Regions from separate parts of the Homo sapiens genome. Here all the other regions are linked to region 3. A link is a loop called in an ENCODE intact Hi-C map of the cell type or tissue named here. Cell type or tissue: heart left ventricle. All regions are shown on one strand.

What was found. Hi-C counts contacts between places; a loop is a spot of excess contacts. Peaks named below come from ENCODE experiments on the same cell type or tissue, not always from the same donor. Only the 100,000 strongest peaks of a DNase experiment are listed, where the experiment ranks them.
Region 1: a loop joins it to region 3, with 3 times the contacts of the local background. A loop is called at or near these places in 44 of 110 quality-filtered maps.
Region 2: it touches region 3 in a loop (6-fold over the local background); 38 of 110 quality-filtered maps call a loop at or near these places.

The regions. Positions count from the first base shown.
Region 1 is chr10:21,523,973-21,528,972 of GRCh38, reverse strand. It overlaps SKIDA1 (SKI/DACH domain containing 1), which reads left to right and starts at 3,291. Exons shown (of 4, transcript NM_207371.4): 1 at 3,291-3,426. RefSeq lists enhancers at 1-35, 2,612-3,255, 3,256-3,899 and silencers at 1,354-1,512, 1,372-1,691, 1,702-1,821, 2,267-2,416, 2,537-2,956. In heart left ventricle, no CTCF peak of the experiment used is centred here; DNase peaks (open chromatin) are centred at 1,712, 2,422 and 2,952; H3K4me3 peaks cover 4,549 bases; H3K27ac peaks cover 4,566 bases.
Region 2 is chr10:21,532,702-21,537,701 of GRCh38, reverse strand. MLLT10 (MLLT10 histone lysine methyltransferase DOT1L cofactor) reads right to left here and starts at 3,470. Exons shown (of 23, transcript NM_001195626.3): 1 at 3,182-3,470; 2 at 2,898-3,057. The coding sequence starts at 3,057. RefSeq lists enhancers at 983-1,496, 1,760-2,472, 3,188-3,901 and silencers at 2,533-2,622, 2,763-3,102, 3,213-3,282, 3,293-3,822. In heart left ventricle, CTCF peaks have their summits at 2,467 and 3,968; DNase peaks (open chromatin) are centred at 2,581, 2,961 and 3,611; H3K4me3 peaks cover 3,625 bases; H3K27ac peaks cover 3,292 bases.
Region 3 is chr10:22,323,759-22,328,758 of GRCh38, reverse strand. It overlaps COMMD3-BMI1 (COMMD3-BMI1 readthrough), which reads right to left. Exons shown (of 14, transcript NM_001204062.2): 6 at 2,198-2,328; 7 at 1,773-1,869; 8 at 1,109-1,164; 9 at 967-1,017; 10 at 701-809; 11 at 580-625; 12 at 61-159. BMI1 (BMI1 proto-oncogene, polycomb ring finger) reads right to left here. Exons shown (of 10, transcript NM_005180.9): 2 at 2,198-2,328; 3 at 1,773-1,869; 4 at 1,109-1,164; 5 at 967-1,017; 6 at 701-809; 7 at 580-625; 8 at 61-159. The coding sequence starts at 2,309. Among named protein-coding and RNA genes, the nearest start is that of BMI1, 5.2 kb to the right of the region's middle. RefSeq lists a silencer at 2,843-3,222. In heart left ventricle, no CTCF peak of the experiment used is centred here; a DNase peak (open chromatin) is centred at 2,988; H3K4me3 peaks cover 2,584 bases; H3K27ac peaks cover 1,125 bases; H3K27me3 peaks cover 1,016 bases.

The DNA of each region.
Region 1 (5,000 bases), 800 kb after region 3:
AATTAAAGAAAGGTATCACAAAGACTGACCAGGAATGCTACTTGTCCCTCTCCATCCCCACCCCCATTCATGCCCTTTTTCCATCCATTTGTTGTTTTTCTCACAAGAATACATGACTCCTAAGAATCTTTTTACTTTAAATGAAACAAAAAATATCTGAAACAGTGAATGATGTAAAACGATTCACCTTCTACTATCAACTACATAACAGATAATCATGTAAAGCTATTCTAAATATTCAAAGACAAACAAAAAATGTAAATTGATGGGGGGAACTGTGGGAGGATGAGTGTGGAACGAATGAATAGATTGAAAATACTTGATTTTCAACAGCGATTTTTTTTTCTGTTCAAACCTTTCCATAGTTACGCCTCAAATGATATCTTACATAAGAATTTCTCCCTATATCTCGAAATAACTGAATGATTTCCATGAGGAAATGCAAGTTTAGAAAGAAGACCCGCAAAATGAAAGTGTTAAAATGCAAGCAACTTCTACAGCATTTCAAATGCAAAAATACAACAATCACTACCTTTAACTGACTCTTAAGGGGTCTTTTCAAACAGATGCTATTTATGAGCATCATCTGTTAACTCCTTTCTTGTAATTCAAAACTCTGTCAAATGATGTTTTCATGATGACGTGTAAATATAATATTCCATTAAAGATCAATTCTAATTGGTTTTTTAAAATCTACCTTGGGAAACAGTGCTTCATAACACACAGACTACTAATGAGTATTTTAGAAGGAATTTCCGCAAAGTCTATCATAAACCTAAGTCGAAATTACTCTCTTGCCCTAGTAAGGTTTGGACCACAGGATTGAAATTATTTTTTCTTGGCCTTTCACGCACGATGACTTTGGTCTTGTCGACAAGACTCGCAAGCACTTGTTGGAAATCTTCATTTAAAAAAAAACAACTGTGACGTTGGCCAGAAATATTTCTTCCATATGCCTCACAAAGGAAAACAGACAGAGTTTATTAAGTGGATTGCAATTATTTGTTTCCAAAACGTGGCTTAAAAGCAAATTAAACGTTTTTCCCTTTTGAAATTCCCTATTTTGAAAACGCACTTCACGTTAAAGGAAGCCCGTTTTTGAAAGGGCTAGCTCAGCCTTTCCTTTTAAAACTAGACTTTCTGTGTACAAAGAAGAGCTGAGTAATCAGTAATAAGGATAGCGAAACGTGCTTTTCCGAATTCCTTTGAACCTTTTTTTAAATGGATTTTTGAATCCATACTTTTCAAGATATTTCAAATATTATATAATCTACTGTAACTTTCCGGATCCAGAATAATAACTGCCCACGGGTGTCTCTTATCTATTTATCACTTTATAAACATATCTATGTTGCTTTCCCTTTTTCTCATAACGTGTGCGTTGCAGGCTCGCCCGGCTTCCTTCAATTTCGCAGCACGCTGTAAAGGCTCCTTCCTCCGAGGTCTTCAGCTGGGAACCCCTCGCTGGCTGAGTCTGACCATCAAAACTTGCCGCGCCGGCCCGACCCGACCCGGCCGGAGCTCAGGAGCCCGGGGAGGCGCCGACGGGGGTCGGGTTGGCCCGCGGGGCCCCTCCCTCGGTCAGGACGTGCTCGGCTAACAGCGGTGCTAGGGCAGAACAATGGGGGCGGCCCGGCGGGCGCGAGGAGCCAGGTCCCGCTTCCTCCGGCGCGCCGGCCCCGCGCCCGGCCCCCGCCCCCCGAGGCCTTCCCCGCCTGCCTCTTCGCGCTCGCCAGTCCCGCCGCGCCTTCCTCCAGCTGCCCGGCCCGGCGCACGCCCCGCCGCCCGCACGCCTTCTTCCCCGCCCGGACCTAGCGGGCCCTCCTTCCCCCGATTCCAACCCACTGCGCTTCCTCCCAAGACTCCAGCTTCTTCCCCTCAGCCGCCGCCTTCGCGCCCTTTTCTGAATGTATTTTTACAATTTCCCCCTTCATTTCCAAAAGTGGCTGAGAAGTCTCGCTTCCATCTTAATGTTGATTTGCTATTTCCCTCCGGAAAAGATTTCCTCAGGAAACCCCAAATCTAGAAGGAAATACAGCAAACCCTAGAACGCTTTTAACCCTTAAGACATCTTGTATTAAAAGAAAAAAAAAGCATGTATGTCTTAAAACCGGCCAAAGAACCATCTCCTCGCTCTTTATTTCCTCCTGTAAATGCTATTATTTTAAACTCTCCATTTTAAACTCGTCCTTCGGACGAGAGGGCAGAGAATGTGCCCGGCAGCACGCAGCAAATCAGAGGTTTTATCTTACGCCTCCTGGGACTGGGAAAAAAAGTGGAACGTGGCCGAGGGAGCTTCCAGGGCAGAAAAGCGACACAATTCGCTGGGGACGCCGCTGGGCCAGGCCAGGCGGGGGAGGCGCGGCGGGGGCGTCGAGGGCTCTCGGGCTCCGGGCCGGGGCGCCGCTGCGAGGAGGGGAGGCGGTTTTAAGTCATGGGGGCTGGGAGGGCGGCGGCGGGTCGGGCGTGACGAGACTTTCGGAGGCAGGATGGGGCGGCGGTGGAGTTGCCTGGGCTTTCTCAGCACCCCCCCCAACACACCCAAATAAAAAAAGGAAAGTTAGAAGGAGGCGGAGAGGAGGACAGCCATCCCCATTTCCTCCCCGCGACGCCGCGGAAGGGCTGGGGCCGCTGCGAGCAGAGAGAGGGCGCGGGATGAGGCGGGCCAATCGCAGTCAACAGGTCCAGGCCTCAGTGGGGCAGCTGAGCCGGGAGGCCGGCGCCCCCTCCCCTCGGCTCCCCGTCCCTCCCCTCCCTCGCAGGCCCGGCGCGGTAGGGGAGGCCCGGCCCGGCCCTCCCCGCCCCGCGCGGACTCGCTGCGGCCGACTCCGCCGGGGCAGTCGGGGTGGGGGTGGGGCGGGGGTTCCCCGCCGGAGAATCCTCCCCCGGGGCTGGCGGCGGGGGCGGGGAGCGAGAGCCGGGAATGGAGGATTAGGAAGGACTCCAGCTCGGCACGAGCGCGGCCCGCGCGAGGGATCCTGGGTAAAAAGTGGCCGCGCGGCACCGGAGAGCGCGGAGAGGAGCCGGGGTCAGGGGTCACGGCCCTGGAGCCCCGCGTGCAGAGCCCCCCACGTGAACGCAGCGAGCAGGAGGAACCTTTTTGTTTTCGACCGCGCCAGCATGCTCCCCTATTGACCGAGCTGCTTTTCCTGGGCTGCTGGGGAGAGGAGCTCCATTGCGGAGCTCTTAACCCCACCCCCACCTTCCACCGCCAACACACTTCCCAACTCAACCCTTCCTCTCAACTCTCATCCCAGCCCCCCGTCCTGAGCTTGCAATAACGCAGTAAATTTGCTTTAACAACAAGTGGGGGTGGTTGAATTTACTCCTCCCTCTCCTCTCTCCTCCCCTTCCTCTTGCTGCGGTTCTTGACACTACTACAAACCAGGACTATAAACATAAACATGTGTCACTGTAACAGGGCAGGTAATATACGGATTTTGAGGCGGGGTGGGGTGGAGCGGGGCTTGGTCGCCGCTTGGAGGGCAGTAAAAAGTCGCGTTTCACGTGCTCGACGGCTTTGGGGACTCCCGCACACATCGATCCGTTTATATAATGCCGAAGGCACTTGGTCACTTATTCAGCCACGCAGACCCACAAAGCCAGACTTGCGGATAACCAGCGTACCCCAAAGCAAATGCATTTCAATACGAATCCCTCTCCTTTCCCAGCCAGTGCTGCCATTTCTTCTATTAGCAAACAGTAACGTGATACTTGAATCCCCTTTCCTTTTTAAAAATTCTTTTCCAGATAGCCATGAGATCATTTTTCGACCTAAATAGTACATCTCTCCCATAGCCACTACCTACACATTTTGTGCGCAGAAACCCCTTCAAACAGCAAGAAAGTCTATTTAAATGACTGAGTTCGAAATCTGGTGTGCAAAGGGTATTTCTTGGGCTTTGCCTCCGTGCATTGAGCAACTTCTGCTGCAAGTTGCTGACACTGGCGCGGTGGAGATCCGCCACAGCAAGCCTTTTTTATTATTATTTAGTCTATATCTGCCTCTCAACTTTTTTCTCATTCTTAGTTCAACAAGCCAGCAACCACTACTTAAGGTAGAGTAAAGCGAATCCCTTCCCAAGCTTTTTGGCTTGAAACGGAGGGAGATACAGAAAATGTTCAGATGGGGAAGTGGTTCCCTTTGTTCTTTCATTGTTTCTCTACGAACTGGTGGATACAAGGACAAACACTTACCTTCTCTTCTTTTTGCTCCACAAACCAGACGTTCCCATCAGCCTTAAAATACACAATCCACCTTGAAAGTAACTACGGATGTCGGGAGAGTTTGTATTCCATTCTTTTTCGCTCTCTGCCCTCTTTTAGCGTAGGATTAAGTTGCAGAGCACGTTGCTGCAAGCTGTAGCCCCCCCCCCCCCCCGCCTTAGTGAATCGGTCACGTTTAGGACCCTCTAAGTCCATCCTAATTCTGCCAGTAGAATTGAGGGTATTGGAGCTCTAAACTTTCAAAAGGAAAGGGGCCTGCAACTCTCCAGAAAACTTACAAATACCCCGAAATTTTTTACCATTGTGTTTTTGCACCACATCACCAAATAGTATTTGCCAAGAAATAATAGATATGTCTTTGAGAAAAAAAAATTTTTTTAAGTTTATACTTAGCAATGCGCTGCTTAGACAGATGTAGTAAAAGGCAGGTTTGTATCGGCATTTAACGGAATGAGTGCGTTTTCCATAACGTTTGTTGTGCCATGTGTTTTTTTAAAACACAAACAAAACACTACCCCAACTGAGAAAGGAAATAGAAGTTTGAATTAAAATGTTGTGGAACAACTTTAAAAGAGACGTTTACTTGAAATTTATTAGTGTAAAAATTGGCCTCAGAAGTGAAAAGTAAGCTTTTCAAAGTTAAAAGACTTAATTTTCACCCTATGATTCCATAACAAAAAAGCGAATTTTCTGGTTAATATGTGATACTGTCAGTGTTGAGTGTCCAGTCTTTTGGGTCTTAGTGTCCAAACCTTGCTCAAATCTGATTATGA
Region 2 (5,000 bases), 790 kb after region 3:
AGGTCAGGAGTTCCAGACCAGCCTGGCCAAGATGGTGAAACCCCATCTCTACTAAAAATTTTTTTAAAAATTAGCTGGGCATGGTGGCAGGTGCCTGTAACCCCAGCTACTTGGGAGGCTGAGGCAGGAGAATCACTTGAACTTGGGTGGCGAAGGTTTCACTGAGCCGAGATCACGCCACTGCACTCCAGCCTGGACAAGAAGAGCAAAACTCCATCTCAAAAAAGAAAAAAAGAAATTAGCCAGGTGTGGTGGTAGTGCCTGTAGTCCCAGCTACTCAGGAGGCTGAGGCAGGAGAATCACATGAACCCGGGAGGTAGAGGCTGCAGTGAGCCGAGATTGCCCCACTGCATTCCAGCCTGGGCGACAGAGGGAGTCTCCGCCTCAAAAAAATATATAAAGAAAGAAAGAATATAAATTCACAAAACAGAGTACTACCCACTGTACAATCACAGCAGAATATAAATTCAGTATAACTTTTTAAAACTCCAAAAGCTAAACTTCCACTTCCAGTTAAACATTTGTAGGACCAGGCAAGGCAGCTCATGCCTGTAATCCCAGCACTTTATGAGGCTAAGGCGGGCAGATCCCTTGAGCTCAAAAGTTCGAGACCAGGCCAGGTGCAATGACTCACACCTGTAATCCCAGCAGTTTGGAAGGCCAAGGCAGGCAGATCACCCTGGGGTCAGGGGTTCAAGACCAGCCTGACCAACATGGAGAAACCCCATCTCTACTAAAAAAAATACAAAAATTAGCAGGGCATGGTGGTCCATGCCTGCAATCCCAGCTACTCGGGAGGCTGAGGTAGGAGAATCACTTGAACCTGGATGCAGAGGTTGCGGTGAGCCGAGATGGCACCATTGCACTCCAGCCTGAGCAACAAGAGCAAAACTCTGTCTCAAAAAAAAAAAAGTCAAGACCAACCTGGGCAACCTGGTGAAATCCCACCTCTACCAAAAATACAAAATTAGCCCGACATGGTTGTCCAGGCCTGTGGTCCCAGCTACTGGGAAGGCTGAAGTGGGAAGATGGCTTGGAAGGTCAAGGCTGCAGTGAGCTGTAATAGCACCCTGCATGCCAGCCTGAGCCACAAAGTGAGACCCTGTCTCAAAAAAACAGAATTTGTAAAATGTGTCTCACTATAAATGCTCTATCCGTCAAAAAACACAGCATAGGTGTCCAAAACACAGCATCATTGCCCAAAAACTTTATTCAGGTGTACTTCTAGGAAGGAAAATTTAAGATTTGAATAAAAATTTTCTATATTGGGACATAGAAATTATCAAATTTTGATAGTTTATCATCCAATTCATAAGAAATTCCAATTCATAAGAAATTCATTGGCCTTCAAAATGCCAATGAACATGGGATGACCTTAAAATCAGTATCTGGTTTGACACGCATTGTATTCACTCCCTAAAAAAGCAAGACATGCAACTTGGCTCTTCTTTAAAAGTCTAGGGCCAGGCGCAGTGGCTGACGCCGGTAATCCCAGCACTTTGGGAGGCCGAGGCAAGAGGATCACCTGAGGTCAGGAATTTGAGACCAGCCTGGCCAACATGGCGAAACCCCGTCTCTACTAAAAAATACAAATTAGCCGGTGTGCTAGGGTGTGCTTGTTATCCCAGCTACTCAAGAAGCTGAGGCAGGAGAATCAATCGCTTGAACCCAGGAGGCAGAGGTTGCAGTAAGCTGAGATGGCACCACTGCACTACAGCCTGGGTGACAGAGCAAGACTCCGTCTCAACAAAATAAAAAGTAAAAAAATAAAAGTCTGGGAATAAACAGCATTCTCAGAGTAAGTACACTACCTCAGAATCATCACCACTGCTTCTAAAGTCTCCCTTTCCAAGTGTGACATTCGTTTCTCTACAAAATGCACTTTAGCAGATGTTCAAATTTTCGTCTCCCTTTTGGTGGTAGTCCTTTCCAACAGACTACTAAAAACATATGCATCGCTTAATGCCAGATTCAGAAATGCGAAGGGACATGGAGCCACCAAAAAAGAATATAGACTGTTTTGTCCTGGATTCCTTACCACGTGAAATGGGGAAAAGTCGGCCACTTCAAAGGCCAGAAAAGTATCTTACTAGTGTCCTCGGCCTTCTTGTATATCCAAAAACCTCATCAATTGTTAACAACCAGAAATAAACTAAGAGGCTCCCCAAAAGTGACTTGGCACCGCCACCTCTTCAGCCACCTAGGCTGGTGGTGGCCTGCCGCGGCCACCCCACAGGCGCTGCAGCAGCCCCGCCACTCCCGCATGGTCAGCAACGGACTCCGCCATCTCCTCCGCAGACAGCTACCGGGCGGCGGCGGCAGGGCCCGAGCCTTCTGGCTCGGGGTGCAACGGGCCCCGCATCCCTCCCCATCTAAAGAGGCAAGGCGACCCCCAGCCTCCCCACACTGGCGCCGCGTTCCCGAGCCCGTCTCCACGCCACAGGAAGTCTCCAAACACTGCGGCAGACAGGCGGCTGCAGGCCAGGGGAGAAGAGGGCGCTCCACTCTCCCAAACCCACCCCCGTGGCCCCGGGAACCCCGGGAAGGGCGCGCACCGCCCCCGCCCCCGCCCCCGCCCCCACCCCGGCCCAGATCTCGAGGGCGCGGCCGCCGCCCTGCCCCGCCCCGCCCCGCCGAGTCAGCAGACCCCGGCCCCAGGCGCAGGCGGCGGCCGAATGACACTTGAGAGAGTGAGAGCGGAATCACATGACAGTCCGGGCCACACGCACTTTCTCCCACATGCGCGGCCCACACCCCCCGCGCCCCGCCGCGGACCCTCCGCGTCCCTCCCGCGGCCGCGGCACGGGGCGGGGGCGCCGGCGGTTGCGGCCCAGGTGGGGGCGGCGGTGACCGTTGGGCGCAGGCCGGCGCGCCCCGGCGGGCGGTTGGGTGTTTACCTTGATGCACCGCGACGCTGCAGCCGTGCCCGTCGCAATAAACCAGCGGGTTCTCGGCCCAGCCTCTCTCGTCTGAGCAAACGCAACAGCCTCCAATCATCTCCTTCATACTATGGGAGACCTCGTCCTCCAGTGACACGGGCCGGTCGCTAGAGACCATCTAAGAGGGAGTTGGGGGGACCATTAAAAAACACATGCAAGCCGATTAGTGCTTCCCCCCCACACAGCCCCCCGAGCCCGCCCCGGCGCCCCCCGCCCGGCCCGGCAGCCCACCGCTCGCTCACTCGGGCTTTGCCGCTCAGTCACTCACGTTCCGCACAGGAGTCAGGAGCCATGTCCTTGCTGATTCCCCCCACCTCCCCTCCACCGCCTCCTCCGCCTCCTCCTCCTCCTCAGCGTCTTCCCTCCCCACCTCCACCCGGCCGCTAACGCGGGCGCCCGGAGAGGGCACACATAATCAAGAGGGCCTCCGCACAGGCGCACTGGGGGGAGGGGGGGCTCCCGCTGGGCCAGGGGCAGCGAGGGAGGGGAAGGGGGCTGCGCTTCCTCCTCGGAGCGTCACTTGGCGTGCGCGCCCGTCCTGCGGCCGGCGTGAGGGAGGAGGCCTGGGCGAGGCTAGCCCTGCGTGCGCGCTGCCGCGGCCTGTTGGCTGCCCCCGGCCTACCTCCGGGGCCCCGTCCCCCTCCCCCGCGCCGCTCGCCGCCGCCGAGGTGTGCTGGGGGTGGGCGCGAGGGGAGCCGGCGGCGCGCGGAGGCCGGAATGAACGGGCGCGGGGGCGCGCACGCGGGGGCGGGGACGTTAGGGCCGCCCTCTGCAGCGCTGGTGGCGCGGGCCGCGTGTGAGCGTCGGGAAGAGGCCTGGGAGGTGGCGGGGGAGGTGGACGCCCAGGGCTGGGAAGGGGTTTTCTCAGAATCGCCAGAGGGGAGTCCCCGGGGGCATCATCTCCGTGCCCTGGGAACCTACCTGCTGGCCTTTTCCTCCAAGACTGGCCCGTGGAAAACGAGGGTGGGGCGAGTGTGCCAGCTTCCATGAAGGGTGTAATGAAGCATGGCTTCCTGCAGTTGGCCGCGCTAACTTCACAGTGCTGCCGCAGCCACTCCACCCATTAAATTCACGTCCTGGACTCTTCCCAAAGTTCACCCGCTGGAAGTCCTACCAAATCTGCCGCCCATTTTCGCACTACGTGGGCCCCAATGACAAACGAAAGTGTATTCCAGGCTGAAGGTCAAAAGCCTGTGTTAGGGCTGCACTCGGAGAGGGAACGCCAAGGCGCCCCTCAGCTCGGTGTGCAGGACAAATGGTGGTTTATCCGGAATTAGCAATATAATACGATGATCCGGAAAATGCAGTTGTATTACACCAAAAGGAAGAAGGAACTCTAGCCCTCCTAGTCAGTCGCTAAAACATAATTAACGCCATCAGACAGTGGCGTCCAGTTTTGATGGAGGATTCCTCTGATCCGGGTCTTTTCTCCAAATTTATACTTGGAAATGTGAGGTCATTTAAAAGTGGCAGAAAGATGAGAGCTCCCACCTCACAAACAAATGGAAAATGGATTAGGCCTATCTGCATAGATTAATTAGCTGGATGCTGAGCACTTTTAAACTAAAATCTTCCACTGTCTGCCTATTCCTTATGCATCCGTAAAGCCCAATATTGATGTTTAAGCAAAAAATGTCTAATTAGAAAAGTTTCGCATGAAATCAGAATTATGCATAGATTGTTTAAATGACAAGCCCAGTTAAAAGGCGAATTCATGACTTTTGATTAATACCTTGCAGGTACAAAATGGTTCTTTATCAGCAATTCGCATTATAAATGTGCTGATCTGGAAGATGCACTTTCACAGTGCTAAAGCATAGAGAACCCAAGTTCTCCTAGTCGGTCGCCAAAAGATAATATAATGGTTTGGGCTTTAAAAGCCTTCTAAATGTTCTTCTGATAAAGGGGGGTTAGAAAAGGTATCATGGCTGTTTTTCTATTTCAAATTAATTGCTAGAAATCTGTGTAAGAGTGATAATAGGTATACAGCACAATGAGAGCATATATAGCAAATTCAGATGTTTTAAAAGCTGAGATATACAAAGTAATGGCAATTAAAAT
Region 3 (5,000 bases):
AAAATGTAATTAAAATTGTAAAATCTATGTAAAATGCAAGAAGAATATAAAAGTAGATACCTGGAAAGTATTAGGTATGTCCATTTTACTTCTGAGAAACTTTCTTAAGTGCATCACAGTCATTGCTGCTGGGCATCGTAAGTATCTTTTATCATTCACCTAAAAGTACATTTAGAAAAGTAACTTTTTCAGTTACTTTAAGATATGAAGAAAGTTTCAATTTGATTGCTTGAATATAAAAGATACTAGTATCAAACAAAATTGGAGGTGACCAACCTCTCAACTAATTACACTCTGAGTTTACTATCATTACAAATACTAAATGAACAGATTCCTAATATAATCTTCAAGCATACCAAAGTATTAACTGTGAACTACTTAAAATATTTTGTAAGACTAACAATCATATATAAAATAAATTCTAATTATTAAATATCACATGTAGACCTTTCTTAAACATTAAACATGACCATTTTCTTCTATTTAACAGCCTAATATTCTAAAGGGCAACACAATCCCTGATAAAATCTGGATTCCAAACAATGTTTCTTCTATATGTTTTTGTAACATGAAACATACCTCCTCCTTAGATTTCTCTTTGTCTTTGTTTACTTTCCGATCCAATCTAATAAAGAGAAAATTTATTAGTGAAACAATCTAATAAAACATTAGCATAAAATAAATTGCCTAAAGATTTTACCTGTTCTGGTCAAAGAATTCAATGGATAAGCTTATTATCTCATCATCAGTTATAATTCTCTTATCTTCATCTGCAACCTCTCCTCTATCTTCATTAGAGCCATTGGCAGCTATAACGATATAGTGAAATGTAATTTTTAAAAATCAGATGCCTAATAAATTTTATATATAAGAGGATGGAAGTGGTAAAGTCAATTTTAATACATTTTAATTCCTAGATAAGCTCTCCCCCCATATAAAATGTCTTCCCTCCCCTAAAAGGTTTACCATCAGCAGAAGGATGAGCTGCATAAAAATCCCTTCTTCTCTTCATTTCATCTGAATGGGGAAAAAAGATGTAAACATTTGGCATAACACAAAGAACTAATGAATAATCTCTTTAAATTCATTTTCTAAGCAAGTTACTCACTTTTGAAAAGCCCTGGAACTAATTTGTATACAATATCTTGGAGAGTTTTATCTGACCTGAAAAATAATTAAAATAGAAAACTATGAATTCAGATGGCAAGAACTAAAAATGTTCATAAGTTTCTATAGTCTTCTTTTGTGCTATAATATTTTACTTGATTGTGATGCTGTCTATAACTATTATTGATAAGATAAAAACTATGAGAATAAAAGTTCTCTGTATATAGCACTTTTTAAATCAGTAGAAAAATATTTTATATTCACTAATAAATTCTTCACATTTGCTCTGTCAAAAGAAGTGTGCCTTTCAAGTTACTAAACTAGCTAATATGAATAGGGAATAAAGAGGAATGGAAGCCCTTTTAAATATTTATTCCTGCCTGTCATGAAGTCCATAAAGCAATGCAAAAAAGGTGAACTAACTCAGTTTTTAAAGGACAGTTAGGAAAAAAAAATCTTAAAATCACTTGAATACTACTAAACTTTGTCTAAACTTGGTCACCATTAATATGGCAAGAAATTAAACGGCTACCCTCCACAAAGCACACACATATTAGTTATGTATTCAAGAGTAAATTTTCTGTGAAGAAATAAAGAGGGTTGCCTTCAGTAAATTATACAACTCCAATAATAATTACAAACAAGGAATTTCAACAGTTTCCTACCTTATATTCAGTAGTGGTCTGGTCTTGTGAACTTGGACATCACAAATAGGACAATACTTGCTGGTCTCCAGGTAACGAACAATACACGTTTTACAGACTAGAAGTAGAACATGTGAAGTTTTTTTATGTTTAGAAATGAGTGGATAAATCATTGGTGTTAGAAACCCAGAACTAGTAGAAAACAAGATGGTGAAAGGCATTTCCAACTAAATAAGCTAATTCATATCCTGAGAACACATATATTGCATGCTTGTAATACAATCAATACATATTAACAAAAAGTCATTAGATGCAAGAGAAGAAAATGCCTTCACCACTTTGTACCAACATTTCCACAGATTGCAGGAATCATTAACAGTTTTCAAATTCCAGGTCGAACTGTGAAATACGCATGATACAAAAGAGAGCTAAAGCTCGGTACTTACAGGAATGTAGACATTCTATTATGGTTGTGGCATCAATGAAGTACCCTCCACAAAGCACACACATCAGGTGGGGATTTAGCTCAGTGATCTTGATTCTCGTTGTTCGATGCATTTCTGCTTGATAAAAAATCCTGCAAGACACAGAAATAATGGCCATAATTCACAGAACAAGAATGGAGATCATCTAGTAATCACAAACCCTGAAACACTGAATTTATAAAACTCATTTAACACTGTACAGCTGGGCTGTCCTAACGTTTCTACAGAAGGAATTTACTCATCAGATCGGAATCAGTTCTACCAAACTGATGCAAAAGGATCCAACTAACATTACTTCTGGTCTCTCAGATCATTCCTGTAGGTAGAAGAAAGTCTGGGGTGGGGGCTGGGAGCTGAGCGTATTAGGGTCTCTTTCTTCCATTTGTCCTCCAGCCCAGCAGCCCCAAGGCTGCTGCAGACGCCACACAATCCCCGCGGATATTTACCAACCACTAGGGCTTGTTCCAGGTCTCCGAATTTATTATAAAACTTCCTCAAGAATCTGCAAGTGAAAATCCGGGGTTCCGGTTGTTTTAGACGGTTCCAGCAAGCAGAACCTGGCACGTTTTTACGCGACGCGCAGGGAAAACAATTCTGCCCTCCCTGCATCCCTGGCATTTCCGGAGCCGGGTGCTGGGGCCGCAGGAGGAGCACCTCCAGTCGGCCTGGGCCGGGGCCTGAGCGCGGCGGACGCCCGGGGGCCGGGATGCGAGGGGCGGATCCGGCGGCGCCCGGGGCTCCGTCTCGCTCCGGATTCGGAACTCGCCTCGGTCGGGGTTTCCATAGCAACTTACACTTACACTTGGCATCCGGCCACCGCTGCAACTCCGCGCGGAGCCCGGCCCGAGCCCCGAGCCTCGGCGGGCGTGCGGGGCGGCGGGCGGGCGGGCGGGCGGGGGAGGGGCGGCGCGCCGCGGGGGCGGGGCCGGCGCGGGGGCGGGGTGGGTGCGGCGACGCCGGGGGGGCGGGGCAGCCCCACGAGGCCACAGCGCTGGGGAGCGGGGAGCGGGGATCGGGGACCAGGGACCCAGTCCTGGGCGGCGGGGACCCCGGAGCCTGCGGCAGCGCCCGCGAAAGGAAAATGCAAACCGCACTCCCGGCCATTTCGGACACTCCGGGGGCCTCTTTTCACGTCGACTTGGTGCGCAGAGCTGGTTTCAGATCTCGACTCTCTCGGTCTGTCCTGTCTGCAATCACTCGGTCAGAAATTTCACGAAGGGATTTTTTGAGAATTGCCAACTGTGCACTTAGCCCGAAACCGTCAGGGCTCAAATTGCAGAGATGTTTATTGAACCGAACCTCTTTAAAACTTCCTTCTCTAATGTGACGCTCTCCTGTAGATTAAATGAGCGATACAAAGTTTTGGAAAGGCTGAAAACTGAAATCTGTTTTACAAGAAGAGGAGAGGGCAAAGCCCAGTGTTTTATTTGGACAAACTATGCTGGGGGCAAGAAAAAGTACTTTAATCGGTACAATAGTGACAATATGTACAGAACCATGTGACCAGCCCATTTCCAACGCTAAATCAACAGCTTGTCAACCCAAAGCAGCGACAGGAGAGAAAAACAAATGTAAAACCCCCCATACGATGAAATGATATTCCCAACAGATACCTCTATTACAGGAAAGTCACAATGGGGAACTGTCAGCAACAATACACCAGCCGACAGTCAGGGAAGTCAAATACTTCGTGTAGTATTCTTGAAAAATAAACTTCAACCCCCCTTCTTCATTCATTTCAGAACCTGATATAAGACTAAGCTTCCAGACCTCACTGAAGTACATTCTCAAATCTTCCTTGAATGGAAATCCAGGACCTTTTGAAACTTGCAGTAAGATATACCTGCGGTTTTAATTCCTAAGGTGTATTAATGCAGTAAAGGGAAACACCAATCAACACAGCTCAATGGCTGAAATTAAGAGCTAACCTCTAGAAAATGGTAAAAAACAAAACAAAGCCTCTCTTATGAAAGTGACCACAGTGGCAACTGGCGACCTCTACCAGAAAACTTCTTGTGTGACTGACTCCTCAGTTATCTCTGGATTACTTGTTTTGGAGAATATTGTCAACATATTAACATAAATCTAAGCGGGGCACGGAGGAGTTGTAGGTAGAGCAATGACCCTAAAGAGTAGCAATATTTAAATCAAATTATACTTGGTAAATTAAAGAACAGCCTTCTTGGTGCTTAAAGAAAATTCTCCTTGTGAAACCACAGGATCTTTCCTAGAAAGATAGCAAGCTGATATTTCTGTTTGCCTGTGAAAGCATACTGCACTAAAAAACCACCGATCACGAAGTTCATGAAGGGGCTCCAATAAAAATAGCTGCCTTTATTTCTCCTCTAGCTTGCAGAAAACCAACACCACACAAAGACAAGTATTAACAAGGAGAACAATCAAACCTCAGTGGAGGGTTATCTACCGGTTGGCTTTGAGCATTTAAGTCACATGTACTTGACCAAAAGTCTTTCAAATTCATCTTAAGTCTTAATTCACACAATTCCTCTACCTCAGTTCAGAAGAATTTGGCCACAATCCTGTGACCATTTATAATGCTAATAAATACCACTGTTACTTATATAAAAATCAGTTATGTTTTTATGCCCTTTGAAAGTAGTGGCAACCTAATGAAGACTTCCAAAGTGTTTGACGTGCTTGATAAGATTTGAGAAACAATCTCTTCCACCTCAGAAGTGAAAACCTTCCAGGTTCCAACCCAGAAACTGCCAGTTAAGCAAACAAAAATGCACCAAACATATCA